2 separate regions of the Homo sapiens genome follow, and region 2 is linked to region 1. The links are chromatin loops, found by intact Hi-C in ENCODE. Cell type or tissue: chondrocyte. All regions are shown on one strand. Each heading gives the region's core, and the rest is flanking DNA. Links, peaks and the distances in the headings are about the cores only.

Evidence for each region. A loop is a pair of places that touch in the nucleus more often than their neighbours do. Peaks named below come from ENCODE experiments on the same cell type or tissue, not always from the same donor. Only the 100,000 strongest peaks of a DNase experiment are listed, where the experiment ranks them.
Region 2: it touches region 1 in a loop (9-fold over the local background); 5 of 110 quality-filtered maps call a loop at or near these places.

What each region holds. Positions count from the first base shown.
Region 1 is chr1:201,785,074-201,799,806 of GRCh38, reverse strand. NAV1 (neuron navigator 1) reads right to left here. Exons shown (of 34, transcript NM_001389617.1): 12 at 14,456-14,497; 13 at 13,230-13,378; 14 at 11,169-11,339; 15 at 10,015-10,067; 16 at 9,230-9,253; 17 at 9,041-9,118; 18 at 5,932-6,015; 19 at 5,230-5,341. All of the region lies in intron 2 of IPO9-AS1 (IPO9 antisense RNA 1), which reads left to right. Among named protein-coding and RNA genes, the nearest start is that of MIR1231, 16 kb to the left of the region's middle. RefSeq lists an enhancer at 11,243-11,743. In chondrocyte, for the core only: CTCF peaks have their summits at 4,327, 4,546, 6,367 and 6,589 (motif pointing right); a DNase peak (open chromatin) is centred at 11,346.
Region 2 is chr1:201,475,478-201,490,210 of GRCh38, reverse strand. It overlaps CSRP1 (cysteine and glycine rich protein 1), which reads left to right. Exons shown (of 6, transcript NM_004078.3): 3 at 1-35; 4 at 1,227-1,356; 5 at 4,835-4,928; 6 at 5,422-6,681. The coding sequence ends at 5,498. Among named protein-coding and RNA genes, the nearest start is that of PHLDA3, 14 kb to the right of the region's middle. RefSeq lists an enhancer at 6,894-7,223 and a silencer at 9,604-9,693. In chondrocyte, for the core only: CTCF peaks have their summits at 7,968 (motif pointing left) and 9,872; a DNase peak (open chromatin) is centred at 8,079.

The DNA of each region.
Region 1 (14,733 bases), core at 3,572-11,571:
CTCACTGCAACCTCTGCCTCCCAGGTTCAAGCAATTCTCCTGTCTCAGCCTCCTGAGTAGCTGGGATTACAGGCATCTGCCACCATGAACAGCTTATTTTTGTATTTTTAGTAGAGACAGGGTTTCACCATGTTGACCAGGCTGGTCTTGAACTTCTGACCTCAGGTGATTCACCCGCCATGGCCTCCCAAAGTGCTGGGATTATAGGCGTGAGCCACCGCACCTGACCCTATGTAGTACTTTTAAGAGCAAATGATACGTTGCAGAATCAAGCAATCTTCAAAAAGTTAAGAAACCTCTTGTGCATTTTGAATTTTGTACCATGTATATTTATTATCTATTTATAAATAAAATGAAATAAAATAAAATAAAGATAGGCATTATTGCCTAAGCATTGATTCTTTGAATGTTCCTAGAAATCCTCCTTGCCAAGTTAAGCCTGGATCAACATGAACTGAGGATAACATGAAAACTCATAGCAAAAAGCACAATTCATTCATTCAGCAAATATATGTTTGAAGAGCACATTACACACAGAAAAACCCATATGCCCTCCACCTAATTCAACAATTGTTAATATTTTGTTTTATTTGCTTTCTCTCTCTCTCTCCACACACACACACACACACAGTTTCTTGAACAATTTGAAAATAAGTTACAGAGAACACATCTGTTGACACTGAAGACTTCAGAGTATTCTTTCTTTTCTTTTTTCTTTTTTTCTTTTTTTTGAAGATGGATGTACTTTCTAAGAATAAGAACATTCTCCCACAGTACTATTATCACACCTAAGAAAATGAACAGTGGCTGGACACGGTGGCTCATGTCTATAATCCCAACACTTTGGGAGGCTGAGGTGGGTGGATCACCTGAGGCCAGCAGTTCGAGACAGCCTGGCCAACATGGTGAGACCCCATCTCTACTAAAAATACAAAAATTAGCCAGGCATGGTGGCACACACCTGTAGTCCCAGCTACTTGGCAGGCTGAGGCAGGAGAATCACTTGAACCCAGGAGGCAGAAGTTACAGTGAGCCAAGATTGTACCACTGCACTCCAGTCTGGGCAAGAGAGTGAGAATTCATCTCAAAAAAAAAAAAAAAAAAAAAAAAAGAGAGAGAAAATGAACAGTAATTCTTTTCATGTAATATCTAGTCCATATTCAAATTGGAATGATTTCTTTTTTTTTTTTTTTTTTTTGAAACCAGGTCTCTCTCTCACCCAGGCTGGAGTCAGTGCAACCACTGTGGCTCACTGCAGCTTCTACCTCCTGGGCTCAAGCAGTCCTCCAGACTCAGCCTCTGGAGTAACTAGGACTACAGGCTAATTTTTTAAGAATGAGGTCTCACTATGTTGCCCAGGCTTGTCTTGAACTCCTGGCCTAAAGTGAACCTCCCGTCTTGGCCTTCTGAAGTGCTGGGATTATAGCGTGGGCCGCTGTGCCTGGCCTGGAGTAATTTCTGATCTTAACTGATATAATTGGATTACTCTGGGGGCAAGGAAAGCACTGGAAGAACGAGCACAGCAAGACCAGTAAGGAAATTATTGAAATATTCTAGGAGAAGAATGATAAAAACCTGAGCCAGGGTAGTGACAATACAGAAGAGGGATAGAATTGAGATCTACGTAGGAGTTAGAACTAACTGACTATACAGGGTGAAACAGTGAGGAATCAAAGATGATTCTCGTATTAGAGGCTTGGGCAACCAGGCAAATGATAATACCTGAGATACGCAAACTGCAGAAGGGAAAAGGTTGGCTTGTGTGTTTGTTGTAAGTGGGGTGAAGGGGATGACTTTAATTTTGGACATATTAAGTTAGAGATATCTCTATGAGGTCAACTAAGTGGAAACATCCAAACGTGGTTGGAAGTAAAGGTCTGGAACTCAGGAGACTGATATGGATAGAAATACAGATTAAGAAGAGATTGTAAAACCAATTGAGCTGATAAGTGAGCCCAGCAAGTCTGCAGGATATAAGATCAATGTGCAAAAAATCAATTGTATTTTTATACACTAGTAATCTATAACTCAAAAGAGAAATTAAGAAAACAATTCAGTTTAGAACAGTATAAAAACTAAGTTTAACAAAATAAGTACAAGGTTCATATGCTGAAAAACTGCAAAATATCACTGAAAGAAATGAAAGAATATTTAGATAAAGGCATGCCTGTTCATGGATTGGAAGACTTAACATTGTTAAGAGGCAATACTCTCTAAATTGATATACAGATTCAATGCAATCCCTAGCAAAATTCAATCTGAGATTAACAAACGAATCCTGAAATTCACATGGAAATGCAAAGGACACAGAGTAGCCAAAACAACCTTGAAAAAGAACAAAGTTGGAGGACTCACACTTCCCAATTTCCAAACTTACTACAAAGCTACAGTAATCAAAACAATGTGGTACTGGCCAAGGATAGACATATAGAAGAATGGAATAGAACTGAAAGTCTAGAAAGAAACTCATATAGAAGAATGGAATAGAACTGAAAGTCTAGAATGAAACTCATATATGTATAGTCAATTGATTTCCTAGAGTGCCAAGACAATTCAGTGGGGGAAAAAATAGTCTTTTCAGCAAATGATGCTGGAACAACTGGATATTCTCATGTAAAAGAATGAAGTTAGACTGCCTACCTCATACCATGTACAAAAATTTACTAAAAATGGAACAAAGACCTAAAACTAAAAAAAAATTTAGAAGGAATTCCAGGAGTAAGTCTTCATGACCCTGGATTAGGCAATAATTTCTTAGATACAGCACCTAAAGCACAAGTAGCCAAAGGAAAAAACTAGATAAATGATGCCTCATGAAAATGGAAAACTTTTGTTCTTCAAAGAATATTTTCAAGAAAGCAAAACAGCAACCCATACAATGAGAGAAACTATTTTTCAAATCATGTGTCTGATAAGGGTCTAATATTCAGAATTATTAAAAAACTCTTAAAGCTCAACAACAAAAGACAAATAACCTGATTTTAAAAGTGGGCCAAGGATTTGAATACACATTTCTCCATAAAGACATACAAATAGCAAATAAGCACATGAAAAGATGCTTGGTATTAGCCATTAAGAATATGAAAATCAAAACCACAACGAGATACCACCTCACACCCACTAAGCTAGCTATTACAAAAAAGAGGTCAGTAAGTGTTAGCAAGAATGTGGAGCTATAAGGGCTGGGTGTGTGGCTCACGCCTGTAATCCCAGCACTTTGGGACGCCGAGGTGGGCGGATCACTGCAGGTCAGGAGTTCGAGACTAGCCTGGCCAACATGGTGAAACCCTGTCTCTACTAAAAATGCAAACAAATAATTAGCTGGGTGTGGTGGCGGGCACCTGTAATCCCAGCTTCTCAGGAGGCTGAGGCAGGAGAATTACTTGAACCTGGGAGGCGGAGGTTGCAGTGAGCCAAGATTGCACCATTGCACTCCAGCCTGGCCAACAGAGTGAGACTCCATCTCAAAAAAACAAAAACAAAGAATGTGGAGATATCGGCACCCTCATATGCTGCTGACAGGAATGTAAAATGGTGTAGCTGCTCTGGAAAACAGCTTGCCAATTCCTCAAAAAGTCAAACATAGAGTTACCATATGACCCAGCAATTCCACTTCTAGGTATATACCCCAGAGAACAAAAAACATATGTCCACACACAAACTTGTACATGAATGTTTATGGCAGCATTATTCATAATAGGCAAAAAGTGAAAACAACTCAATGCCTACCTATCAACTGATGAACAGCTAAACAAACTGTGGTATATCCACACAATGGAATATTATTCAGCCACAAAAAGGAATGAAGTGTGGATACATGACACAACATGGATGAGTCTTAAAAACACTTTGCTAACATGGTGAAACCCCATCTCTACTAAAAATACAAAAATTAGCCAGGCATGGTGGCATGCGCCTGTAGTCCCAGCTACTTAGGAGGCTGAGGCAGGAGAATTGCTTGAACCTGGGAGGCGGAGGCTGTGGTAAGCTGAGATCACGCCACTGCACTCCAGCCTGGGCAACAGAGTGAGACTCCGACTCAAAAAAAAAAAAAAAAAGGAAAATAAGTACTAAAAATTGTAAGTTGGATTTTGGAAAAATGGGAGTCACTGGTGACTGCAGTGAAAGTGTTTTTGGTAGAATGATGGTGACAGAAGCATAATTATAGTGGGGTTAGGTGTGAAAGGGAGGTGGAAATGTAGGATCGACTGGAGGAAGCAAAGAAATAAGATTATAGTTAGAACATAGATTGATACATCTTTCCCCTTTAACATACAAGAGCCTTTGGCAGGTTTATAAGCAGGGAAGGAATGAATAGAGCATAAGAGATTAGAGAGGTAGAAAAGGGCATGTGTTGGGTAAAGGGGGGTTGTATGGTTGCTAAAGAGGGCATCCCAAAACATTAGATAAGCGGTCACTCTTGGCCAGAAGGGATGAATCCTTCCAACAAAATGGAGACAAATAAATAAGTATTGGATGAATATAAACGCATGGAGTGGGGAAAAGTCAATGGAGTTCTCTCTTGAAAATGTTCATTTTCTTAACTAAGGGGGGCGCCAAAGCTATGTTCAGAGTAAGGCAAATCAGTGGTGGAATGAGGAGCTTGAAAAAAGCAATGAAAGCTGGGAATCACTGGTAGTGGAATAAAAAAGAAAACTGACTGTGGACAAGTAAGAGGACTGCCAAGGTATCTTGAAGACCTGACTGGAGTTAGAGATCACAGATTTTGTGGCATCAGACTCCCATCCATCTTGACTTCTGTAGCAAAGCTTGACTGGTTACTAAACGTCCAGGCTAACTTGCCATTTCAGCACCATATAACCTATGTGAGCTTTGGTTGTTTCATTGGAAGAGTAGTTGGAGAACTAAAGTGAGGATCAAATAAGATTGTTTGTGTGTGTGTGGACACACAACACATTTGCATAAAAATGTAAAGGGCTATTTTAACGATGGTCTTTGATGGCTCTTTGGCCGTGAGGTAAAGGTTAAGGAGAGGACCCCTGGGGCTTACAGGTCTCCTCTACTTGCCTTCATGCCCTAGGAAGCTGGGGTCATGCCCCTGGTACTCCTCACTGACCAGTCCAGACATCACACTAAAGGGTATCTAAAGGCCCTCACCTTCTAGAGACTTGATATAGGACTTGGAATACTATGGGCCCAGATAAAAATCTGTAATACTCTTACTTTCCTGCTCCCTGTTCCCTCTCAATCTGTGGCTGGATGTCCTACCTTTGGGTGTGGTTTCTGAGGCATTAAGGGCTCCCTGAATGACTGCCTGGGCCTCAGAGTTCTTTTTCTTCAGAAAGTCTATGGTTTCTCGCAAATCCAGCAGCTCAGTGTCCTAAGAGAGAAATGAAAATAGCGTTGGCTGGGCACGGTGGCTCACACCTATAATCCCAGCACTTTGGGAGGCCGAGGTGGGCGGATCACCTGAGGTCAGGAGTTCAAGACCAGCCTGGCCACCTGGTCTCCATTAAAAATACAAAAATTAGCTGGGCGTGGTGGCGGGCACCTGTAATCCCAGCTACTTGGGAGGCTGAAGCAGGAGAATCGCTTGAACCTGGGAGGCAGAGTTTGCAGTTAGCCAAGATCGCGCCAGTGCACTCCAGCCTGGGTGACAAGAACGAAACTCCATCTCAAAAAAAGAAAACAGCGTCATTAGTTGGGATTAGCAGGAGCCCTGAGCCCTTATGATGTGTCAGGCAATGGGCGAGGCATTGGAATTCTGCAAAACTTGATAGAGAAGGGCAAGGAATTGGGATAAGGAATATGCTCACACTGTATTGGGGGGCAGATTGAGAATCCAGGGTGACAGTGAGGTGGGGAGAAACTGGCATTCATGAGCAAGAACAGATGGTCAGCTTCGGCCTCTCTGTCCAGGAGAACCCCCTCGCCGCACCCACCCCTCCCACCCTTTCCCAGGCCTCTCACCTTCTCCTCGGCCGTCTCTGCCAGGTGTCGCAGGCGGGATGTCATATTCACCAGGCTCTGCTCAAAAGCAGCCACCAGATTAGCCTGAAACAAACACAGAAAGAGATTGCTAAGTTGCATAAGGCTGGGGGAAAGGCAATAACTGACAATGGGAAATAGTTTTAACTGATTTCCTGTATCTCGGAGCTGACCAATGCCAGCAAACCTCTTGGTGGTTAAAAAAATATTGATTTTCCTGAGCAGACAAAGGGGAAATCAAAGAAATTTTCTGGTGGGAACCAGCTTCTTGAATAATGAAGCCAGGTTGAGGGTAGGGCAGGTTTCCAGAGGCTCCTGGAGACTTGAGATCTAAAACCTATCAACTACCAGAGGTAGGACTATCCCTCTGCTCTATGTGATATTTGGTGTGGCCAACTTGGTAGGCGGGCCATAGCCTCTGGGGTCGTTCCTATTATTTTGGTTTAACTCCTGCATTGTGGAGTGGGCCGGCCCCCAAGGGACCAAATAATCTCCTGGCAGAAACTATTTGGTGCGTTTCTTCCTCCTCTGCTACTCCACTGCTTCACCCTTTCTTGCTTTGCAGCTGCTCCTTGTTCCCGGATTCTCCAGGTTTGCAAGGCTGGAAGGAAACTGCAGAGGCATTCCACCGTTTGGCCACTAGGTGTCAGGTCTGTTTCATGAGGAGTGAAGGATACCAAAGGGCTCTCTGGATAAGAGGCAGGCTAGTTCGGAAAGGTGCTCAGTGGAGGAGCTAAGGCCACTTGGTTTGGCATAGTTTGACCTCTAGCTGGCCAACTGGCTGCAAGATGTATAGGCAAGGTAAAGGGAATGAGGCCGGGGGCTAGAAAGGGGAGCACTTGGGGATGGAGAAATAGCCATCGTGAGACTATCTGAGCAAGTTGGTGACCCTAGCAAGAAGTGGGCATACTCTGCGCAGCTCCTTCATGCAGAGCTCTAGGAAATCGACGGCACTCTCATGGCTCCTACTGGCTTACAATTCTCCCTCCCTGTTGGGTCAACTCTAGTTTTCATCCACTGCTCCGCATGTCTGGAGCCTACTTCATAGGACCAGGGCTGGAGGCAATCCCTTTAGTCCAGTTAGAGCCTCCTCTTGCACTTTTACTATAAATCTGTCAAGGCCTGGGCTCTGAGGAGATTATAATATGTCACAACCTGAGCAGTTTCCTTTCACCCACTGTGCAGGCAACATCTGTCTTCTTGACCTCAGGTCTTCTCTGGTTTGCTTCTCTACATCCTGCATGTCTGCTTGTAGACTCCTTGTAGTCCCTGGAAGACTACTCATGAGAGGCCCCAAGAACCCCTGTATGCTCTTCTGTGCTGCCTTTCCCCATCCAGGGGAACCCTTTTGCTCTGGCTGGGCTTTCTCCCCGCTCTCCCCTACACTTCCTCTCCCTACATTGACCCTTCCCTTAATCCCAACCCCAGACTAGGGTACCTGTAAGACCTCAGGGCTAAGCAGTGGTGCTGCAGAAAGGCTAGCATTTGAGAGGGGTAAAGTGGTCTGGGCCCCTACATCTAGGGTGTGCCCTCAGCTTTAGTGGCTAGGAAGTTCCATGGAACATGACAAAAGTTTGGTTTGGAGTCACGGAATCCTGAAGAGAGCTGTGGAACCTTCCTAGAGTCCCAGCATCCCATCTCCTGCTTGAGGGCAGGGTTCTGACCCTCGGCAAAAATCTGCCTTTAAGATGCAGAACCCACCGTGTCTGGGTGTTTAGTTTGTTCTCTCTTAGCCAAATGGAACTTCCTGTTCTAAGAAAAATCACCCTCTAAATTCAATTTCTTGGCTTCAGCCCAGCCTTGACAGCATGGTGGCTGACAGATTGCAGTGTAAATGAATCAGACATAATAATGTTCTCTGCCTCCCTGGCGCCTCTCCCCCCCAGCATCTCCCAGACATGAATTTCCTGGGGTGTGCAGGACGTGACCCAGGCCATTTGCTTTGGTGGGTGTGGCACAAGGGAGAGAAAAGATGGTTCTTGTTTATGTTACAATTCTTATGGGTCCCCCAAGAGTGGGAAAAAGTGCTTAACATGAGCTTCAAACAAACTGGTACAACTTATGAATTGAGGGTTTGGGAAAAGAGAATCGAGAGAATAACTAGTGTGGTGAGGGAACTGCTGCTGAAATGTGTTGGAAACATTCAGAATCTTGGTGGAGATTCTTCTACCTAATTCCGACGGATAGACCCCAGGCCTGACAGCTGGGTTCCCCAGAGAGGAAGGGCAGAGAGAAAACCAGAAACTACTGCGGAAATTGCAGACATGGTTACTTTTGTGCAAACACTTGGAAAGCTCCTGCAGATCCGGCTCAGCTGTTGTTTACAGCTTTGGGGGAAAATGGCTCTTATGTTCTCTGTTTGCAACTCAGTCACAGGGGAGAAAGTACCACAGCCTGGTTAGAGGAGGTGGCTTCATTTCTCCCCATGTCACAGGGTAGAAAAACTAAGGTCTAAAGAAATAGACTCGTTCTAAATGGAGGTACTGAGAGTAGAAACAAAGAATTCTAGCTCTCAACCTGAATTTCAGATTGTTTCTACCATCTGCCCAAGGAGACTGCTCAGAAAAGGCAGTTGGGAATGAAGGAGTCAGACCAGAATGGGAGTTAGGTTTCTCAGTAGTGTCGTGGTCACTAGACAGAATTCTAATGACCAATCATGTGCCTGCACAGTTACGTGGCATGAACAAAGACATGAACACCCCCCAGGGCAGTGGAAAGGCTCTAAGAGCCCTATAATTATAATCCATAACTGCTTTTGTCCATGGCCAATGGCAAGGTTGTTTCTGCCTCCATGCAGAACCACTGGTAATCAATCTTCTTCTCTTTCTCTAGGGAGCTCAGCCCATCAGACATGAACTCATCCATACCTATTAATTAGAGTAGAAGCAAAATGGTTCTTCATAAAAGTTGAGGCTCAGAGAAGGGGAAGAACAATCCCCTCGTCTTCTATCATAGAGCTGTGAAGAAGACGCATGCCCTTGACGTCTCAGTCCAGGGGATACCTTACCAGGTAGTTTTCCTCCCTTGGCTGAACTTGTCTAACGATAGTCAAAATAACTGCCTTGATCTTTCCGTACTTCATGGCACTCACATTGGCAGAAAGCTGAGACGTCAAGGTGGCCACTTTTTCCTGGGATGATTCCAGTTCCCTACGAAGCTTCCGGATTTGCTGTAAAAGGAAGAGAAATACAAACTACTGGCTGCAGAAGCTGTATAAGATTTGGAAGGAAAATGAGGTGCAGTGATGTTAACAAGCAGAGACAAAGGCTTTCCACCCTACCTCAGATTGCATCCTCTCCTCAGCCTGAAGAAGGGAGCACAGAAGGAGAGAAAGAGAGAGAAAGGAAGTAGTTACTATGGAGGTGAAGAAGTCAGGTCCCAGTGGCAGGGTAGGAAATGTGAAGAAGCATGACTCAGAGGTGCAGAGAGGCTGAAACTCTTGTTTCCTGGCCCTGGCTCCTCACAGGACTCGGCTCAGATCTATACTAGGGTTTCAATAAAAGATTTCTTTGGAGCTCATCTCCAGCAAACTTTGTCATTGCCAAAAAGGCTAGGAAATGAGACTTTGGTTGGTTTGAGAACTAACGGTTATTGCCAGCAACTTGGAGTAAAGAATTAGGAGCAAAACAAATCTACAAATCAAGAAATGCCTAATAGCCAAATGCTGTGGCTGGTGCCCCACAATAAACACTTGGTCACTTCTAGGGTTCTGGAGTCCGGGTCCTAGAAATCTATTCATCTCACCTTCATAAAAGCTTCCCATCTACCATGGCACAGAAAGGGCTTGCTAACATGGGGATTCTCCATTTTTCAAAGGAGGGGAACAAAAATCACCAGAGTTGCTCAGGAGCTGGTGGTGGGGCCAGAAAGACCACTGAGGACCTGAGGCACCCAAGTGAATGCTACAAGCTCTAGGTGCCTCCCCCATTCCCACCCCAATGGGTACAGTGAAGAGCCAGCAGTGCCCCCATCCCCCGCCCAGTTACCCAACTCCAAGGAGGTTCTAGGGAGCATGGGATGGTAGAGGGGAGGGGATGAGAGGGGAAGAGAAGTTAATGCTCTTACTGAGGAGTAGGTGGAGGAGGCACTGGAGGCCAGGGACAGCACTGAGCCGTGAACTGAAAGAGAAGGAGAACACAAAGAGTTAACAGTGGGTTCCAGGGACAAGGGGTTTTTGGAAGACTCCCTAAGGCAGGAGTTTGGATTGTGATTCTGGAGGGCATCTGGAGCAAACAGAAAGAACAGAGTAGGGAACCCAGCTGGTATCAAAACAGCCCAAAGCAAGGTCTTGAGTCAAGCTAGCCTCCTCTTTCAGCCTACATTCTCTGGCAGCCTGGGTATGGCAGTCCCTTGCTTAGCCCGCTCTGAGGGGCACGGGGTTTCAGAGAAGGGAAAGGAGACTTTCATGGATAGTCATCATCTTATCTTCCCAGTCAGGAAAGCACCTTAGCCGCAGGAGAGGGGAGTTTCTCATCAGAGTTGCTCAGAACAAATACTGAAATTCTGCCCGCGCCTCCTCCTCTCAGCACTGGGGGATGTGCTTAGGATCTTGGGGATCATTCAGATGAAAACAATATTTAAGTGAGGAATATGCATTCTGATTATTCAGTAGAACCTATGGTGAGAACTAAAGCATGTCTGTAGCAGATGCCTCCTGGAATGACCATCTTGAAAATAATAATGGGAGAGCTAACCTGCCATAAGCCTGGTCTTCTAGCTCTGATCAGTACTAACACCCAGATCACCACCAACAATCAGATGGCCCTCCCTGATGCTCATCTTTGGAACATTTTTGAAAGAGAAATGAGATGCCTAATTATTTGTAAGGATTTATTAAGAGCTACTATTATGTCCTGTTTTCTTTTCATATATTTGAGAGACTGTGGGGAGGAAAGACTATGGCTAGAATGAGGAGGAGAGAAGCTGTGGTTTTCAGAGCATCCTGAGGGATGCCATTTAACCCTTCCATGCTCAATTTCCCTCCCCCAGCCCCAGTGATGGATGCTCCATCCCAATGCCCCAGTGCTAGATGTGCCACCCAAGGTTTCTGGGTCCCCAGACCCTTCAAAGGGATGGGGAGAAAAAACTGAAATGGCCCAACTTGATGTTCTGTGAATCATATATGTGTGTGGTGGTAGGAGTGGTGGGAGTGGAGGTGGTGGGTGAGGGGACCCAGCAGAGCTGGAATGAGCGTGAACCGCGCTAGCATGAAGTCTCACCATCGTCCGTGGGGTCTCGGAAGGATCCTGACCGAATCATTCCCTTGGGTCTCTCGGCCAGGGACAGGGTGCTCCCCATTTGGGAGCCGCTGTACAGCTCGAAGGCCGCCTCGTGGGTGGGGATGCTGTTGGAGCGGGTGATTCTTGGCGTGGTGGCCGCAGTGGGACTCACTGGAAGGACAGAGGGAAGGGGGACAGGAGAGGGAGCAGGAGGGCAGGAAAAGAGGCAGGGTCATCAGCTCTCCGGGCCCTTGGGGGATGGAGCACCGGGAGCATGAGAGGCAAATGGGGAGAGGGCAGGAGAGGAAGGGGCAGGTGCGGTGGTGGGAGTGTGCAAGCAGCTGGTGGTTAGGAGCGGGGTCCCTCCTGGGGAGATCAAGCCCTAATGGAGAAGGACCCTGCTGTCTGGAATAAAGACCTTCCCTCAACCCTGCCTGCCTCAGAGTTGTTGCTTTTGAAGGTTAGGCTGGGGGCCTGGCAGCTTTTCTGAGACCTTCACATCACTCGGATGTGCTGATGAAAATGAGATGCTGTGGTTCTCTAAAACACAACTGCCAGCTCAGGAGGACTGAAAATTCAAACCAAGACCCAGATCTGAATGATGAAAAAGCACCAGCTAGAGAAGGGGGCTGGGCTACGGGATCCCGTTGCCCTGGCATTGTGGAAGGGCGTGAGAATCTCCCCACAAAGTAGTGTCACTCTGAGTGACTGGGTTGGCGCTAAAGCATCAAGAAACATGGCCCTCTTTGCCTAGCATTGCCCCGGCTTGAAGGTCAGATGGACAGAGCAGGTGAAAGTGTCAGGTAAGGCTTGTGGAATGTGCTTTGAAGCTGGGTTCAGCTGAATCCCGTTAACCTGCAGATGCCTTACCCCTTTGCCCATTGCTGGGATTACAGCCTTTCAGGGTTTCATACCCACAAGGAGCTCCCTTGTCTATTCTTCTGCCTCCATACAGGCAGGTGGATGTCTAATCTGTCCATAAAGACCTGTGCAGAAGAAGATGGCACACCTCTCTGTTGACCTTTTCAAATTCCTGAGGTAATTATTGCTTAGCCCAGCCCCTCATTCTGCAGCATAAATGCAATTCTTCTTATTTGGTCTTCAATGGAGATAGAGAACAAGCTGGCCCCATCCTCCATTTAGTAGCCCTTCAGAGGGCAGATGATCCTGTCTGAACAATGGTTCTTTTCCCTAGGCCAAGTGATCCCAATTCCTAGTCTTTCCTCAAATTCCCCACAGTCACTGCATGGGTGTGTTACAGGTCCTTGTCTTTTATTAACTGATTTCTTTTACTCAGCTGAAAGAAGAGATGGATTTAAAGAGATGCAGCAAGCAGATAACAGGCCTATCCCAGGCACTATTCCTGAATGGATTCCTAGTAGGCCAATCATGGCGTACTGCTTCACAGAACCGGAGCTGGTGTGCTTCTGTGCTAGGCCAGACCCTCCACCTGATGCTTCCTCTCCTCCCTGTCTCTAAGTCACTTCCTTATTTCCTAGCTCTCCTTTCTCCCTAGGCTTTAGGAAGGGGGTGGCCAGGACACATCTGAGTCAGCCCTGCCTTCAGCGTTAGGATGGCCTGGGCTCAGCCAGAGCAGTTGAGGAATCTGGACTTGGCTGAGTTTGGAGGCAGATCTCGTCCTTGGCAATCAACAACCTTTCCCTCCTTCCTCCCCGTCGGCCTGACATTTCAGTATTGCCCTCTCATTAGCTGGCCCTAGTAGTACTGGGTGTGGTGGCTCCTTTCCGGCAGTTCAATGTGCCTGCTCTTGCACTGGTCTGATCTCTGGGCTTTGGGTTACAGCTTTTCCATGCCACCATTCAGGCTCTCTGATGCTAAAAGGACCCTACAACTTGTGCCTAGGGGCAACTTTTCAGTTTAGGATCTCAAAGTACTCTACCTTCAATCTTACTTTGGGTGGATAAACTGAGGCACCATGAAACAACCCAATACAGCATGAGTCAAACATGAGATGAAACCCAAAGCCCACCTGCCTTGCCTCACCCTGCAGGGTGACCCCTGCTTCACCCCATGCCACAGTGAGTGACTGAAAACACTAACCTATGTTGGTAAGTTGGCCCTTTGCACTCAGAGACATGGGAAGTGCAGGGGGAGAAGGCAGCTCTGACTGGTCATCGGATTCAGGCAGCCCACCAATGGTATGGGAATGTCGCCTCTCCTTGGTCTCCTCCTGGGACTGAAGCTGGTACCTGTAGGAAGCAGCAGAAGAACTCAGTCTGGGACTAGCAAGTGCGGTCAGAGGTTTAGTTGGTGCGGAGGGTGTCTGAACTAGGCTGGAGCCAGGAGATTCTGAAAGCAGGACATGGAAAAGAGGGAGTGGTCAGGGCTGCCCAAGGAGGGAGTAAGAGGTGGCGACTCAGCCTCCTCTCCCAGACCATCCAGAGGGTGTGGAAGGACTAGCAGGTATTCCCGTAAGGGTTCCTGAGCTGGGGGCAGAAGTGATGGAGGAGGCATTAGAACTTCTCCTCAGAAGTTCAGGACAGAGACTTATGATTCCACATGTGGGCTTTCAAGTTGCAAGAGTCGGTCAGGCACAGTGGCTCATGCCTGTAATCCCAGCACTTTGGGAGGCTGAGGTGGGTGGATCACTTGAGGTCAGGAGTTTGAGACCAGCCTGGCCAACATGGTGAAACCCCATCTCTACTAAAAATACAAAATTTAGCCAGGCTTGGTGGTGCACACCTATAACCCCAGCTACTCGGGAGGCTGAGGCAGGAGAATCGCTTGAATCTGGGAGGTGGAGGTTGCAGTGAGCTGAGATTGTGCCACTGCACTCCAGCCTGGGTGACAGAGCGAGACTCCGTCTCAAAAAAAAAAAAAAAAAAAAAAGTTGCAATAGTTGCCACCCAACTGAACAACTCAGTGCTGTCAGAACAGTGGATGACCAGGTAGGTCCTGCCCCTAGCCCAGCTGAGTGACCAAAGAAGCAGACTGTTCTCCCTCATACTTTTAGGGAAGAAAATTACAGAGATGAAGCTCAGCCAGGATTGGGATGGCATAGGCTAGTACAGGTAAGTGCATGATTCCCATGTGCAAACTTGTTTCTCCCCTGTCACCAAAAAAAGAACACTTGCTGTAAAAGTTGACTCACATAATATTAAGCTTGGGCAAGGTACTAGGTGGTACTTGTATGGGACCACATACAAATGATTCAGCTAAAAGGGTGACTAAATTCATGACTGGAGCCTTGGACAGGTTGAGATATGATTTTTCATACATACCAGCAGTCCCATTTATAGGGAAGAAAAAACACATTAAAGGGTTACCTGAGCCCTTTCTTGGGAAGAGTGTTCCGATCCCGCTGATTACTGTGGAGATAAAAAAAAAAAAAAAAAGAGAGAGAGAGAGAAGCATGTGGGTCCATCTTAGGAACTAGAGTTTAGGACCATTGGTGTGAGGTATGCAGACCCTAGACGCAGGACATCAAACTATGACCTGCTTTAGCTCTAGAAACCAAGAGATACTATAGCCTGCTTCTTGGCTTACAACTTGGGAAATTTATCTGAAATATTAAATGTTATTTCTCTGATTAGAAATTAAGTCA
Region 2 (14,733 bases), core at 4,043-12,042, 310 kb after region 1:
GACAAGGGGGAGTCGCTGGGTATCAAGCACGAGGAGTGAGTAAAAGATCCCCTCCCAACCTTTTTCTTGAGCTCTCTCCCCCACCCTGTATTAGGCCTCATGTGTATTTACAACCATTTTTGGGTAAGCAATGGAAGGCTCAGAAAACCAGTTATTTAAAAGGCAGTCACAGAGCAGTGTCTATGTGTCAGGCTGCTGCAGGAGCTGGGGATGCAGCAGGGACTAAAACAGGCTGGGCTCCTCCCTGCAAGGAGCGTGCATTCTATATTTGTATGAGAGTCAGAGCTGGGAGGGGCCCCAAGAATCACTTAGTCCAATTTCCTCTTTTTTTGTTTTTTTTTGAAAGGGAGTCTTGCTCTGTCACCCAGGCTGGAGTGCAGTGGTACAATCTTGGCTCACTGCAGCCTCTGCTTCTTGGGCTCAAGTGATCCTCTTGCCTCAGGCTCCCGAGTAGCTGGGAGTACAGGCATGTGCCACCACACCCAGCTAATTCTGTATTTTGTAGAGACAGGGTTTCACCATGTTGCCTCCTCTTTTTATAGATGAGAAAATCCAGCCCAGGCTCAGTGACTTGCCTGGGGTCCCACGGCTAGTGAGTGTCGGAGCCAGATCAGGGGCTCAGGGCAGCACCGTTGCCACACCAGCCTCACTGTCTCAGCCCTGCTATCTCTCACTACTGAGAAGAAGTCATTTCCCTTTCTTCGAAATGCCATAGGGTGTCATCAGCCCCACCACACCCCCCTCACCCCACGGCACTCCCTGGCCTCTGGGTAAATGGTGGCTGTTGGCAGTCAGCCTGGCTTGCTCCTCGGCCTGGGGGGTGGACGGAAATGATGGATGAATTACCAAGTTTCAGCCAAGGTCATTGCCCCAGTGGGAATGATTCATCAGCAGATTTCTCCTGTAAAGAATCTGATAATAGACCAGCTGCAGGAATGAGGGGCAGAGGAGGGCAATTCTTAGCAAATGGGGTGTTAAATGATTCTGGGGTTAACTGGGTGACCGAGGGAAGTATGATGTTACAATGGAAATAACATTGTGCTGAGGCTTGGTTTGTCCATCTGTAAAATGGGAGATGACCCTAGAGGCCCTAGCCTTTGTGACTTTGGCAGAGAGAATTGCGCGCTGCTCTGGCATGAGATGAAGGTAGGGTCATGCCCTCTCAGTGCCAGCCCCACCTGTACTTACAGTGTAAGTCACCTCACCCCATGCCCTTCTCCATGCAGAGCCCCTGGCCACAGGCCCACCACCAACCCCAATGCATCCAAATTTGCCCAGAAGATTGGTGGCTCCGAGCGCTGCCCCCGATGCAGCCAGGCAGTCTATGCTGCGGAGAAGGTGATTGGTGCTGGGAAGGTAAGGTGGCTGCTGGGCATGAGAGGGATGGGGGGAGATATCTTCCTGAAATGTGGATTCCAGAACTTTTAAATTGGTGACCTAGCTCTGCTCAGGGCAGCCTGAGCACTGGGGTTTAACCTCTTCTCTTTGTCCCTGTGGGTTGCATGTACCTGTGCTTTCCAGTCTCCAAGGAGCTCATATCAGCCATGAGCAGTAACATCCCCAGCATTGATGGACAATGGGCAATTCATAGGGAGTGGCAATGATCAATCTGTATCTCTAATATAGGAGAACAGAAAGTAAGGGTACGTGGATGGGCTGCAGAGGGTCCACAAAGCCCTGAAGATTATATACAAAGTTTCATGGGAACCTGTCTGTTTCTTAGAAGAAGATCCATAGCTTTTATTAAATTTTCAAAGGATTTGTGATCCCAAAAATATACATTCTGTTTCATGGGATGTGGACTCCCAAAAACCCATCCAAATACCCCCAGGGCAGAGATTTTCAAGGTTCAGACCTACCAGAGCCTCCTAGGAGGCTTTTTTCACACTGTTTAGAATTGCCGCACATGCCCTTCCCCCATGATATTCTGACAGTAGCCCCCAATCACCAATGCACAGTGAGAATCACTGTAGCAAATCAACAGTTCCCAATTGAGCTGATCACTTCCTTCAGATAGGCTGCAGTAGAGAAGAGGCAGAACTCTTGCCCCTGGGGTTTGCAGTGTCAGATTAGCAGTCAGAAAATCACAGAAGAGATGTCTTTCAGCTGTGGGGCCAGAGAGGAATTCTGGAGCATCACGTGAGGCCTGAGATAGAAAAGTGACTTGGCCAAGATCACACAACAAGGTTATGGAATGTCTGGGCCTGGAGCCCATCTTCATCTCTTCTGGATTCAGGTTTTGGCTTTCAAGGCTTTTTGACCTTGAGGAATGGGATAGGGGAATTGATCAAGAAATGTTAAACAATTAACACTTAGGCCAGTGTTAGAATCTCTACTCTCACAGTCATGGTTGGACAGAGATGGGGATTAGTATCCCTGTTGTACAGATGAAGAAACTGGGAGTCAGGAGGATTACATAATTTGCCCAGATCCGCTAGCTAGGAAGGGGCTAAGCCAGACTCAAGCCCAGGTTTGTCTGACTCCGAAGCCCTTGCTCTTACTGCTGTTACTACTGTTAATGCTACTTTGGGCCATTTAGCCTCTTCAAACCCATTTCCAAGGCTGCAAAATGGGAGGGGATCCTAGCACGGTGATTAAGAGCTTGGACTCTAGACAGCCTGCTTTGAATCCTAGTTTTGCCATTTATTGGCTGAGCGAACTTGGGAAAATTTAGCCTTCCTAAGCCTCAGTTCTTCAGCTCTAAAGTGGGCCTGGATGGTGGAGGAAATGCAAAGTGGACCAAGTAATGGCCCCTGACAAATAAGGCAGTTTTTTTTTGTTTGTTTGTTTTTGTTTTTGTTTTCTTTTGGCAGAATTTCACACTTGTCACCTAGGCTGGAGTACAGTGGCGCGATCTTAGCACTCTGCCTTCCGGGTTCAAGTGATTCTCCTGCCTCAGCCTCCCAAGTGGATGGGACTACAGGCACGCGCCACCACACCCAGCTAATTTTTGTATTTTTAGTGAAGATGGGGTTTGACCATGTTGGCCAGGCTGGTCTTGAACCAGCCTGGACCTCACGATCCACCCACCTCGGCCTCCAAAAGTGCTGGGATTACAGGTGTGAGCTACCACACCCAACAACAAGGCAGTTTTAATGATTAAATGAGATAGTACATGTATAATGTGCAATGTAGTGCCTGGTATGTCCTCAGTACAGTTTTGCTATTGTTATTATTATTGTTGTTTATTTTCAGGGATTATTTTGAGGTCACAATGAAGATCCTTGCCATTGACTAAAGGATATGAAAACAGGAGACATTAATATTATTATTAAGTTGGGTTTTTTGTTCTATCTCATTATGAGAATAGAAAATTATTAAGAATAGCTAAGAATCACTATTTCCATTACTTAGGCAGGCTATAAGGTAAAGTTAGGGCTGTACTAAGGAGTAGGATAAGAGAATTTTGCATTCAAGTGGAAAAGGTAGGGAGAAGCCCCACCTTTCTATTGCCTCGCTCAAGAAATGTTGAGCTGGGAGTACTTTTGGGTGCTTATGAATGAGCAAAGGGATTCAGCTTATTTTGGCAGGGAGGTGGCTAGGAAATATGAGGAGAGGTGTTGGTCTAGGTGTGATTCAGTTTTTCTCCAGCCTAGAGAGCTTGGGGTAGCAGCCCCTGCTTTACAGAGGAGGCAGCAAAGGCTGGGTGACTATTGAGGTTGCACCAGCACTGACCTAGACCCAGGTCCCCCCATTTCAGCTCTCTGGAGGAGAAGCCAATGTGCAAGGTTAGGCAACCAGGAAATCTGAGGGGATGAATTTCCTTTCTCATCCACCAGCCTGGGCACTGGGAGTGTCTTTGCCCTTAAAAGGCCTTGTTTTGTCTTATCTGACTGCTGCCTGCCTCTTGCTTTTCCTGGGTTAAGCAGAGCTGTCTACACATCAGCCTCTTAGCCTGCCCAGCTGTTGATGGGAACTGGCTGCGGAGAAGTCTGTCTGTGCAACGTCCCATCACTGTGTACAAACTCGGGCCTCACTTTTTTTCTGGGACAGCTGTTTGCCCTGTGTTACAGAATGCATGTGAGGACTAGATATTTAAACATATGATGCCTGGCCACAGAGAAGGTATTTGTAATTGGATTCTCCTGGACCAGCCCAGCCTCTGAAGTTCTAGAATTAGGTGCCTCCTTTGCCCAAAGGCTATCAGCTATTGGAGGGGAGGGTGGCAGTATGTCCCTCACTGGGTAGCTGTGAACACTAACTGACTTCACCAGTGTAAAGTGCCTGGCACAGGGCCTGGCACAGAGGAAGCCAGAGTCAATGTTGTCTAGTATCACTTTGGAAGGAGAATAAGTCTATGAAATGCATTAAACTCAGCAGGGAAAGTCCTAAGGAGTAGTTTCTCCAGGGGCCACAGAAGACCCTTTGGGTCTCTATGAGAGGCCCCAAGGCAACACAGGGCAGAGAGGTCTTTCTGGTGAGGGCTGTTCAAGTACTAAGTGACAGTACCAGGAGGAGTGCAAAGCCCTGGCTCACACCACTGATCTACTGGCAAGATGGGTCTGGAGAAGGCTCATCTGGCCCAGCCAGTGGGGTAACAGCTACTTTGGTGTTAAACCCACCCCCTCACCTGCCTTTTGTGGTATAGCTGGTGACCCTAATCATCAGGCCATTGCAACATAGCATGGAAGATGGTGCGAGGTGGCGTGTGGTCCCTGGCCTTCTCCCTCTACTGCCTTGCACCATAGGCCATGTCCTCCCAGCAGCACCAGCTGAGTAGACTTCAGAAGTGGCTTGAGCCCTTATACCATGGTTATGTCAAAGGGAGTGGGCCTGGGGTGGAGGGTACCCTCATCACTGGTGGCAGCCATTAACTATTTCCTTCCCTGCCTAGTCCTGGCATAAGGCCTGCTTTCGATGTGCCAAGTGTGGCAAAGGCCTTGAGTCAACCACCCTGGCAGACAAGGATGGCGAGATTTACTGCAAAGGTGGGTGTTTTCACTTCTAATTGAGGGTCAGGAGGCCCAAGGGGGTAGGGGGGCTAAGTAGTTTTGCCTTTGCTGAATGTAAACTAATTCCTGGCCTTGGGATCCAAGATCTGAACATCTAGTATGATTCCTTCATTGTACAGATGAGGAAACAAGACCAGAGGGGGAAAGCAACTTGGCCAGCATCATCTGGCAAATTGAGGCAGGCATAGGGCTAGACCCTGGCTTCCTAACTCCCAGTCCAATGTTCTTACAGCAGATGATGCTTCTATAATTTTGGTGGCAGGGGCAATGGGTACAGGGTACAACCAAGAGCCTCTTCGCTATTTTACTATTGAGATTGGGGTGCTGTGGAGGTGAGGGGGTACCAGTGGACCTTCCTTCCCTAGCAGTCTGGCTGGGCACTAGGAGTGGGGGATCTTCAGCAGGAGGGTGGGTGGTGTGGCTGGGGGTGGAGGAAGAACATGCCCTTATCTCTCTCCTCTCTCTGCAGGATGTTATGCTAAAAACTTCGGGCCCAAGGGCTTTGGTTTTGGGCAAGGAGCTGGGGCCTTGGTCCACTCTGAGTGAGGCCACCATCACCCACCACACCCTGCCCACTCCTGCGCTTTTCATCGCCATTCCATTCCCAGCAGCTTTGGAGACCTCCAGGATTATTTCTCTGTCAGCCCTGCCACATATCACTAATGACTTGAACTTGGGCATCTGGCTCCCTTTGGTTTGGGGGTCTGCCTGAGGTCCCACCCCACTAAAGGGCTCCCCAGGCCTGGGATCTGACACCATCACCAGTAGGAGACCTCAGTGTTTTGGGTCTAGGTGAGAGCAGGCCCCTCTCCCCACACCTCGCCCCACAGAGCTCTGTTCTTAGCCTCCTGTGCTGCGTGTCCATCATCAGCTGACCAAGACACCTGAGGACACATCTTGGCACCCAGAGGAGCAGCAGCAACAGGCTGGAGGGAGAGGGAAGCAAGACCAAGATGAGGAGGGGGGAAGGCTGGGTTTTTTGGATCTCAGAGATTCTCCTCTGTGGGAAAGAGGTTGAGCTTCCTGGTGTCCCTCAGAGTAAGCCTGAGGAGTCCCAGCTTAGGGAGTCACTATTGGAGGCAGAGAGGCATGCAGGCAGGGTCCTAGGAGCCCCTGCTTCTCCAGGCCTCTTGCCTTTGAGTCTTTGTGGAATGGATAGCCTCCCACTAGGACTGGGAGGAGAATAACCCAGGTCTTAAGGACCCCAAAGTCAGGATGTTGTTTGATCTTCTCAAACATCTAGTTCCCTGCTTGATGGGAGGATCCTAATGAAATACCTGAAACATATATTGGCATTTATCAATGGCTCAAATCTTCATTTATCTCTGGCCTTAACCCTGGCTCCTGAGGCTGCGGCCAGCAGAGCCCAGGCCAGGGCTCTGTTCTTGCCACACCTGCTTGATCCTCAGATGTGGAGGGAGGTAGGCACTGCCTCAGTCTTCATCCAAACACCTTTCCCTTTGCCCTGAGACCTCAGAATCTTCCCTTTAACCCAAGACCCTGCCTCTTCCACTCCACCCTTCTCCAGGGACCCTTAGATCACATCACTCCACCCCTGCCAGGCCCCAGGTTAGGAATAGTGGTGGGAGGAAGGGGAAAGGGCTGGGCCTCACCGCTCCCAGCAACTGAAAGGACAACACTATCTGGAGCCACCCACTGAAAGGGCTGCAGGCATGGGCTGTACCCAAGCTGATTTCTCATCTGGTCAATAAAGCTGTTTAGACCAGAACTCTGGTGTCCAATCCTGTGTCTGTGGAGCTGGGAGGGAACTCAATGGGAGCAATCAAATTAGCAGGGGCTTTGGGAGGCCGAGGCAGGCGGATCACCTGAGGTCAGGAGTTTGAGACCAGCCTGGCTAACATGGTGAAATTCTGACTCAACTAAAAATACAAAAAATGAGCCAGGCATGGTGGTGGGTGCCTGTAATCCCAGCTACTTGGGAGGCTGAGGCAGGAGAATCGCTTGAACCCGGGAGGCAGAGGTTGCAGTGAGCTGAGATCACACCATTGTACTCCAGCCTAGGCAACAAATGTGAAACTCTGTCTCAAAAAAAAAGCAGGCAGCCTGGTGGAAATGAATCAAAGTGGATTCGTTCCTGCTTTTTCTAAGGACCAATTACTTCTCAGTATCAATGCCAACTGAACCACACTGTCTGAAGTGACCCGACCAGCCAAACACCACTGGCTTGTCCTGTCTGGTCTCCACCCCCAAATCTGGGCCTGGGAATTGCATGGACTTTGGACTTGGAGGGGCTCAGCTAGGCCCCAAAACTGTGCTCAGAACTTCTCCCAGCTCGGAAAGCCCCAGCCTAAGAGGGAAACTCAACCAGAGGAACTTTCACGTCAAATCTAGAAAGCTCACTTCTACCTAGGAGGGGTGTGGTGGAGGGGCCTGGCTCAGCCTGCTGTGCTGTTAGGGCCCCCACAGCAAGTCCGTGGAAGGCCACATTTTTTTTTGGAAATAGGTTCATGTGAGGGGTTGCGGCATCCTTCATCTTAGGCATACCTGCCTGATGCGTTGGGGCTGTGCTGCTTTGCTTCAGCCCTTCTCGAAAATGTGCCCACACTAAGTTTTCAAAACAAAAGCAGATGCTTTAATAACAACAAGGCCTCGTGTACCTATTTCCCAGATGACCAGCTCCAACAGTGGCCTTGACAGAGGCCCCTCCTGGACTCTGAGAAAGGCACCTATGCATGCATAACACCCATCAATGGTGCAGAGCAATAGAAAAGTACAAGATGACCGGGAGAAGAGCTGGAGGAGTTCAGGGAATGCCAGCCCAGGGTGGGCTCTGGCTGGGAGTTCTGCAATCGGGGTCAAGGGCTCCATCTTGGTAACCCCTCTGGCTCCAGCACAGGGGGTGGCCCACGAAAGGTGCTCCGGACAAGTTTCCGCAGCCAGGAGGACGGCTGGTTCCACACACCCAGGTGGACCCTTCTGTCTGGGAGGGGCCTACAGGAGTGGCCCGGATGGGAGCCTTTGGGGCCCAAAGCTGGAGAGAGGCTGCCCTCTGCTGGCTGATCGGGAGGGCCTGTCGGCGACCGTCCTGTGCCTTGCACCACTAGCTGTCTTGCTCCCGGGCCACTGTTTTTCAGTGCAGCCCCACGGTGGGCAAGGGGCCCTGACGCACCTCCTGGGAATAAGACCTGGGTAAAGGCAGTAGGCTGTAAGCCAGCTGCGGCCAGGCCAGGAAGCACTCACTGGACGGTGAAGGGCCAGCCAGAGGGGCGCATCAAGGAAGGAGGAACACCAGGCAGGGGAGGCACTTGGGGAAGGAGGGTCGGCTGACGGGGAGGGGGCCCAGCATCTGCAAGCGCGGCGCTTGCGCCGTCCCGGGAGACACCAGGTGGTGCTGTGGGGTCAGGGCAAAAGGCAGGCGCTGCGTTTCCGCGCACCCCACGCCCTCCTCCTCTCTCTGTGGACCCTGAGGACTCAGCTCCTGCGCAAGACAGCGCACGCGTCTAATCCCCGACGCTCACTTCTCCTTGGAGGGCTGTCGCGCTTCGGGGCCCTGTGGAATACCAAACCCTCACCAAAGAGTGAGCAAGGACTCTTTTTTTTGAGACAGAGTTTTCCTCTTGTTGCCCACGCTGGAGTGCAATGGTGCGATCTCGGCTCAACGCAACCTCCGCCTCCCGGGTTCAAGCGATTCTCCTGGCTCAGCCTCTGAGTGGCTGGGATTACAGGCATAAGCCACCCCGCCCGGCTAATTTTTGTATTTTTTTGGTAGAGACGGGGTTTCTCCATGTTGGTCAAGCTAGTTGGCCTAGAACTCCCGACCTCAGGTGATCTGCCCACCTCGGCCTCCCAAAGTGCTGGGATTACAGGCATGAGCCACCGCACCCGGCCAGGGTGAGCTAGGTCTTTATGTCCACTTAGGTATTTCTTTTCTCGTTTCTGTCATCTCCGAGCAAGGCGTCCAGGGCGACCTCGGGAGAATGTGTTTGGTGGGAGCTATGCCCAGCTGCAGGAGCGGTAGAGCCCTGGGCTTTTTAGGATGTGATGGAAAATAGCTGCCGCTCCCGATGGGCGGCAGGCCCAGCCTCCTCGGGCTGCCCTTCTCCAAGAGCCTTAGCAAATTGTCCGGGTCACCTGAGAGGCTGGGGAGGGACAGGAAGACCACGAGGCCGACTGGAGGGTGAGGATAGAGATCTTGGGTAGCGGGGGTTGGGGGGCGTTAGAGCTGCTATTAAGTGTGGGAGTGATCCCTGAATCAAGGGCCACAGAAATTATTCGAGAGGGGCTCCCAATCGCTTCTCGACCTTTTGGCTAAGATCAAGTGAGGGGGGCACCCAGCGAGGAACGATCCCCCGACTTAGATCAGTGGAGGTGAGTGTGGCGGAGTGAGGAACACAGGGATTAACAACTGGAAGGTCCGGCCCTCCCCGCGCCTCGCCTCCGTGCCACGCCCAGCCCCGGCCCCGCCTCCAAGCCCAACCTTTATTCTGAGAATCATTGGGGAAGCCTTTAAAAATGGATTCCCAGCCCCACCCCTAGAGATTCTGATTCGGTTGGCCTGGGTGGGGCCTGGGAATCTGTATTCGACAAGCTGCTCTGGTGATTCTCTGACGCTTGCCCGGGCTCAGCCGGGCTTGAGAACCTGCGGACCAGCCCAGCCTCCTAGTAGGTGCCGGCCTCCACCCGGCCGCTCAACCTCAACCACTTAGCTGCCAACAGCTCCGCGCCCCGCCCCGCCCCGCCCCGCCCCGCCCCGCCCCGCAGCTGGGGCTGCCTCTGAACGGTTCTAATGATTAGAGAGGACTTCCTGGAACTTCCTATTTCTGTCCCCTAGAGTCATCCAGAACAGGTCTAATCCCTCTCCTGCATGACAGCGCTTCAGAGATTTGAAGACAGCTGTCGGCTGCCTGAGTCCGCCCCTCCCCACCAGAGATCCCCTGGCCTTTCAGCGCTTCCTGATGGAGGCACCAGGGAGCCCAGTGAGTCCAGTGGAGGAGGAAAAACACAGCCAGGGGTTGGGGGCCGTCCAGTGGCCAGAGAAACAGACTGGGGACTTGCAATAGGTCAAAGGGAAAAAACAGAGGCAGCTCCCCCTGAGAAACGCCTGTCCCCTGCCTTTCTAGGGTGCAACTTCCTCCAACCTAGTCTTCTTTTGGACATTTTGGAAACATTATTATTCATCCAACTTGTGTGCTTACTATATGCTATAGACTGTTTGAAGACCTTTAATGTATTAACTCACTTAATTGTCACATTACTCATCCATCTCGTGTGCTTAATATATGCTATAGACTGTTTGAAGACCTTAAATGCATTAACTCATTTAATTCTCACAATAGCCCTATGAAGTAGGTGCTGTCATTTTACCCACTTATAACTGATCAAACTGAAGCCAAGAACCAAAGAACAATTCAGCAACCCTCTCAAGGTCAAATTGAGCAGGATATAAATGCAGGCAGCTGGGTCCAGGTCCCATCGCTGCAGTGCTATACCTAACATCCTTGCCTTAAGAGGAGACAATTATGTACTGGGAGTATGAGGCCTGGTGCTGGAATGGTGAGTTAGGACCATAGCAATAGCTAACAGTTATTGAGCACATACTATGTGCCTGGCACTGGTCTAGATGTTTTCTTATTTGATCCTCATATAAGCACTAGGAGGTAATTATATTATCCCTTTATTATATAAGAGGAAACCGAGATTCAGTGAATTTTAGAGACTTACTCAAGTCCCTGGCAAGTGGTGGAGCCAGGATTGGAACCAGCTCTGTGACTTTGGGCCTGCCTCCTCCCCTCTGGGTGTCGGCTCCTCATTTGCGAAGTGAAGACGTTGGCCTAAATTAGTTCTGAGGAAATGCTTCTCAAGCTTTAATGTGCATATGAATCTCCTGGGGATCTTGTTAAAATGCAGATTCTAGTTTTGGGTGGGGCCTGAAATTGGACATCTCTCACAAGCTCCCAGGGGTAGGTGGTGCTGATGTTGCTGATCCTGGGACCACACTTGAACAGCCAAGCTTCAGGGGATCCACCCAACTCTGATGTCCTGAGTTTATGGGCCTAGAAAGACTCACCCTAAAGGCCATGAAAATTCAGGAAGCAGATTATCGTGAATAAAGCCTTTAGTGGGCATTTTCCATGCCTGGACAAGCCCTTAGTTCCTTTTCAGAAGCACCTGCTCCTGAACCTTCTACATTTCCACTCTGTTGACCTCAACCTGACTCTTCAAGAGAGTTCAAGGTCTTGGTCCCAGGCCAAGGGGGATTGTTGCTCCCTGCTGGAGGAGTGAAGAGGTATCTCTGTGGCTCTGCCTTCTGGGTACCCAGCAGTCCCATGGCAATCACACTGTCTAGTCCTTTAAGAGATGTTCACAGATATTCCTGGACACACAGTAATATCTACGTTTACATTTAAGGGTTACATTTGGCCTCTTCCCTTGAATTTTGATGTGGTGATGTGGCTTGCTGTGGCCTCTAATTGAGACCAGAAGTGTCACTTCTGAGCAGACTTCTTTTTTTTTATTTTTTATTTTTTATTTTTTGAGATGGAGTTTCACTCTTGTCGCCCAGGCTGGAGTGCAGTGGCGTGATCTCAGCTCACTGCAACCTCTGCCTCCCAGATTCAAGCAATTCTCCTGGCTCAGCCTCCTGAAGTAGCTGGGATTACAGGTGCCTGCCACTACACCCAGTTAATTTTTTTGTATTTTTAGTTGAGACGGAGTTTCATTATGTTGGCCAGGCTGGTCTTGAACTCCTGACCTCAGGTGATCCACTTGCCTCAGCCTCCCAAAGTGCTGGGATTACAGGCGTGAGCCACCGTGCCTGGCCATCTGAGCAGACTTCTTTAATAGGCACGATGTAAGTTTTCATGTCCCTTTTCCCTGTTGTGGAGAGTGTGGAAGTAGGTGTGATGGAACCTCCAGCAACCTGGATATGTGTATATCTCAAGGAGCAGATATACCTCCCCTGCCAGCTCAAGTAGGACATATGGTATGAGTGGGAAGACCTTTGCTATGTTAAGCTATTGGGTTTGGGAGGAGTTTCTTAGCACAGCATAACCTAGCCCATCCTAACTAGTACACATACCAATATCACCTTAGATAGGCCGAGTCAAGTATGGAGACCATATTTCTACAAAGTCAGGATCGTAGCCTGTCAAAGATCTAATGCTTAACTCTGGGGTCTTCTTCAGTAGGAAGGAATATCTTCTTGCAAAAGTAGGGTGGGATTCCTAAAGATGTGAACTCTTCCTCCCCTTCTTTTGCTAGTCCCTGTTAAGTAGAGAACTCTGATTCACCCATTTGCCATTGTGTCCCTAAAGTCTAGCCCAGGGCCTGAATTAAGAATTAAGAATACTTAATTCTTAATTCACACACAATGGGATTTACTCTGAAGTTCCTTTCTATGAATCTTCCTGTAGATCACATCCAAGAATATGCCATGAGCCTTCCTCCCCTCCCTAAGCCCCTCCACACACCCCTCTGCCTTGAGCAATTTGTTAATTTCTCCTTGACCTAAGCCTCAGGCTGGACAACTCACAGCCTCCTTCTCTGCCTGATCTTGACAATGGCACTGCATAGGAGCTTCCCTGTTATCAAAGTCATACTCACGAATAATAATCTTTATAACTCTCATGATGAAACATTTGAAAATCAGAGGCAAGTGGTAAAAAACTCATCCATGATCTCCTCACCTCGAAGGAACTGCTGTTGACACTGTGACCTTTCCTTTCCTATTTTCCTCTGTGCATTCCCCCTCCCCCCATACTTTTAGGGAGAGCCTATGAATGTCTCCTATTTAGGAGGAGAGGGAAAAGCCACCCACAAATGCAGAAAATGGCACAGCTGGAAGGGGACTTACGAATCCTTCAACCAACTCCCTTACATTACCATTGAGAATGCTGCTTTATACTAGTCTGGGTGCAGATGTGTGAAAAGTAAAAACAAATATCTGGCAAGACCCAAACCAAGCTAAGTGATTGTTGTCTCTGGGGTTGGGGGACTAGAAGGGTGGTGAAAAGATACTGTCATGTTTTGAATCTTTTGCAACAAAAATGTATTCAAGTGTTACTTGCATTTAAAGCACATTATTACTAGAAGAAAAGAGAAAGCAACTTTTATGTCAAGGGTTTCATGGCTATTATTGGCATATTGGTTGAGGCCACTAGTTTCCTGGGTATCAGTCAGTCTCCTCCTAGTGTCATTGCCCCTTGGTCAAGTGTCCTCAAGGAAGAGATTCATTCCAGGGCAGCCCATTTTTTCCTACAACATGGGCACCCAGATGCCAAGATGGCATGGGAAAAAGGAAAATTCTGCAGGCCCCAACCTGAACCATTAGCCCACAAGTCCAATCTCTGTAAGACCCACGCTGGGATCAAATGCCTTCAAGCCCAGACTCAGCCCCATCAGAGGGGGCAGTAGGTGCTCTCAAGACGAAAGGGATTCTTGGTGAATCAGGAAAGTTATTGGGCTGGAAAGTGATTAAAGGGCTGAGCGTGGGAGGGGATTTCCACTGAGAGAGCCAGGCCCAGGAGCAAGCCTGGGCGGGTCGGCTGCAGAGTTGCTGCCCACTTGAAGTCTGTCGCAATGGTGCCCATAAAACCCAAGTCATCAGAGACTTGAAACCTTGGTAGGGTTTTTCCTTCTGTTTCCCTTTAGAAAAACAGAGATCCGAGGAAACCCCAAAGTCCTGGAACAAAGGGCTGTACATCAAAGCGGTGCGAGCAGGTCAGGAGAAGTCTGAGGGAGAGGTCAGCTGGAGTGGGTCTCCCAGCCCCCAGCTCCCAGGGAGAGGAGAGCAGTGAGGGACCTGTGGATTGGAGGGTGGGTGCAGAAGCCTGAAGGGAGAAGCAGGGTGGGGAGGAGCAGGGCTGTGAACAGACCCATTTTCATGCCCCATCTAGGTGAGGAGGCACTACCTGGCCTGAGGAATCCAGGGAACAGGTTGAGGAAGGAGTAGTGATGTTTTCTTTTCTTGCCTATACAGGGGTTACATAGCTCCCATAAACTAGCCAGGCTTTTTTTTTTTTTTCAAATATGCACTGAATCTGCAAGATAGAACTTGACAGCCTTCATTTTACAGATGAGGAAACTGAGGTCAGAGAGAGGAAGTGATTGTGTAAGGTGTCACCAAGCTTAGGCTAGGACATGGGTGTCCTGTCTCCTACCTGAGTGCTCCTTCCCCTACACCAGTGGTTCTCACACGTGGGCGTCAGAATCACCTGGAGGGCTTGTTCAAACACGGATTGCTGGGCTCCAAACCCGGGTCTGGGGTGGAGCCTAGAATTTGTATTTCTAACAAGTTCCCAGCTGATGCTGACTCTGCTGGCCTGAGACTACATTTTGAGAACCGCTGCTCTAGACCCTTGCTATCTAAAGTATGTTCTGTTGACTAGCAGCATCAGTGTTACTTGGAAGCTTCTAGAAGTGCAGAATCTCAGGTCCTACCCTAGACCTATTCCATCAGAATCTGCATTTGCAAGATCCCCAGGTGATCCATTTGCACACTGCAGTCTGAGAAGCGCTGGTCTATGCCACACACCTCTTTCTGGACTGGGGGTCAAATTGAGGCAGCCTAGATGAGCCTTCCAACTCCAGTTGCCAGGGGATAATGGAATAGGTGCCCAGGGTCCTGTGGGGGAACCAGCCCCTTTTTTGTGTTCCCCAAGGTTGGGGAGTTCTCTCCAGAACTACAGAGACAGGAGGGGCTGCATGCTCAGCTCTGGGTTTGCTCGGTTCTAGTGTACACACCCGACATCAGGAGGCTCTATGTGCCCACCTTGGGGAATCCTGGGAATGCCTGGAGGCCAATAACTGCCATTCAAGCCTC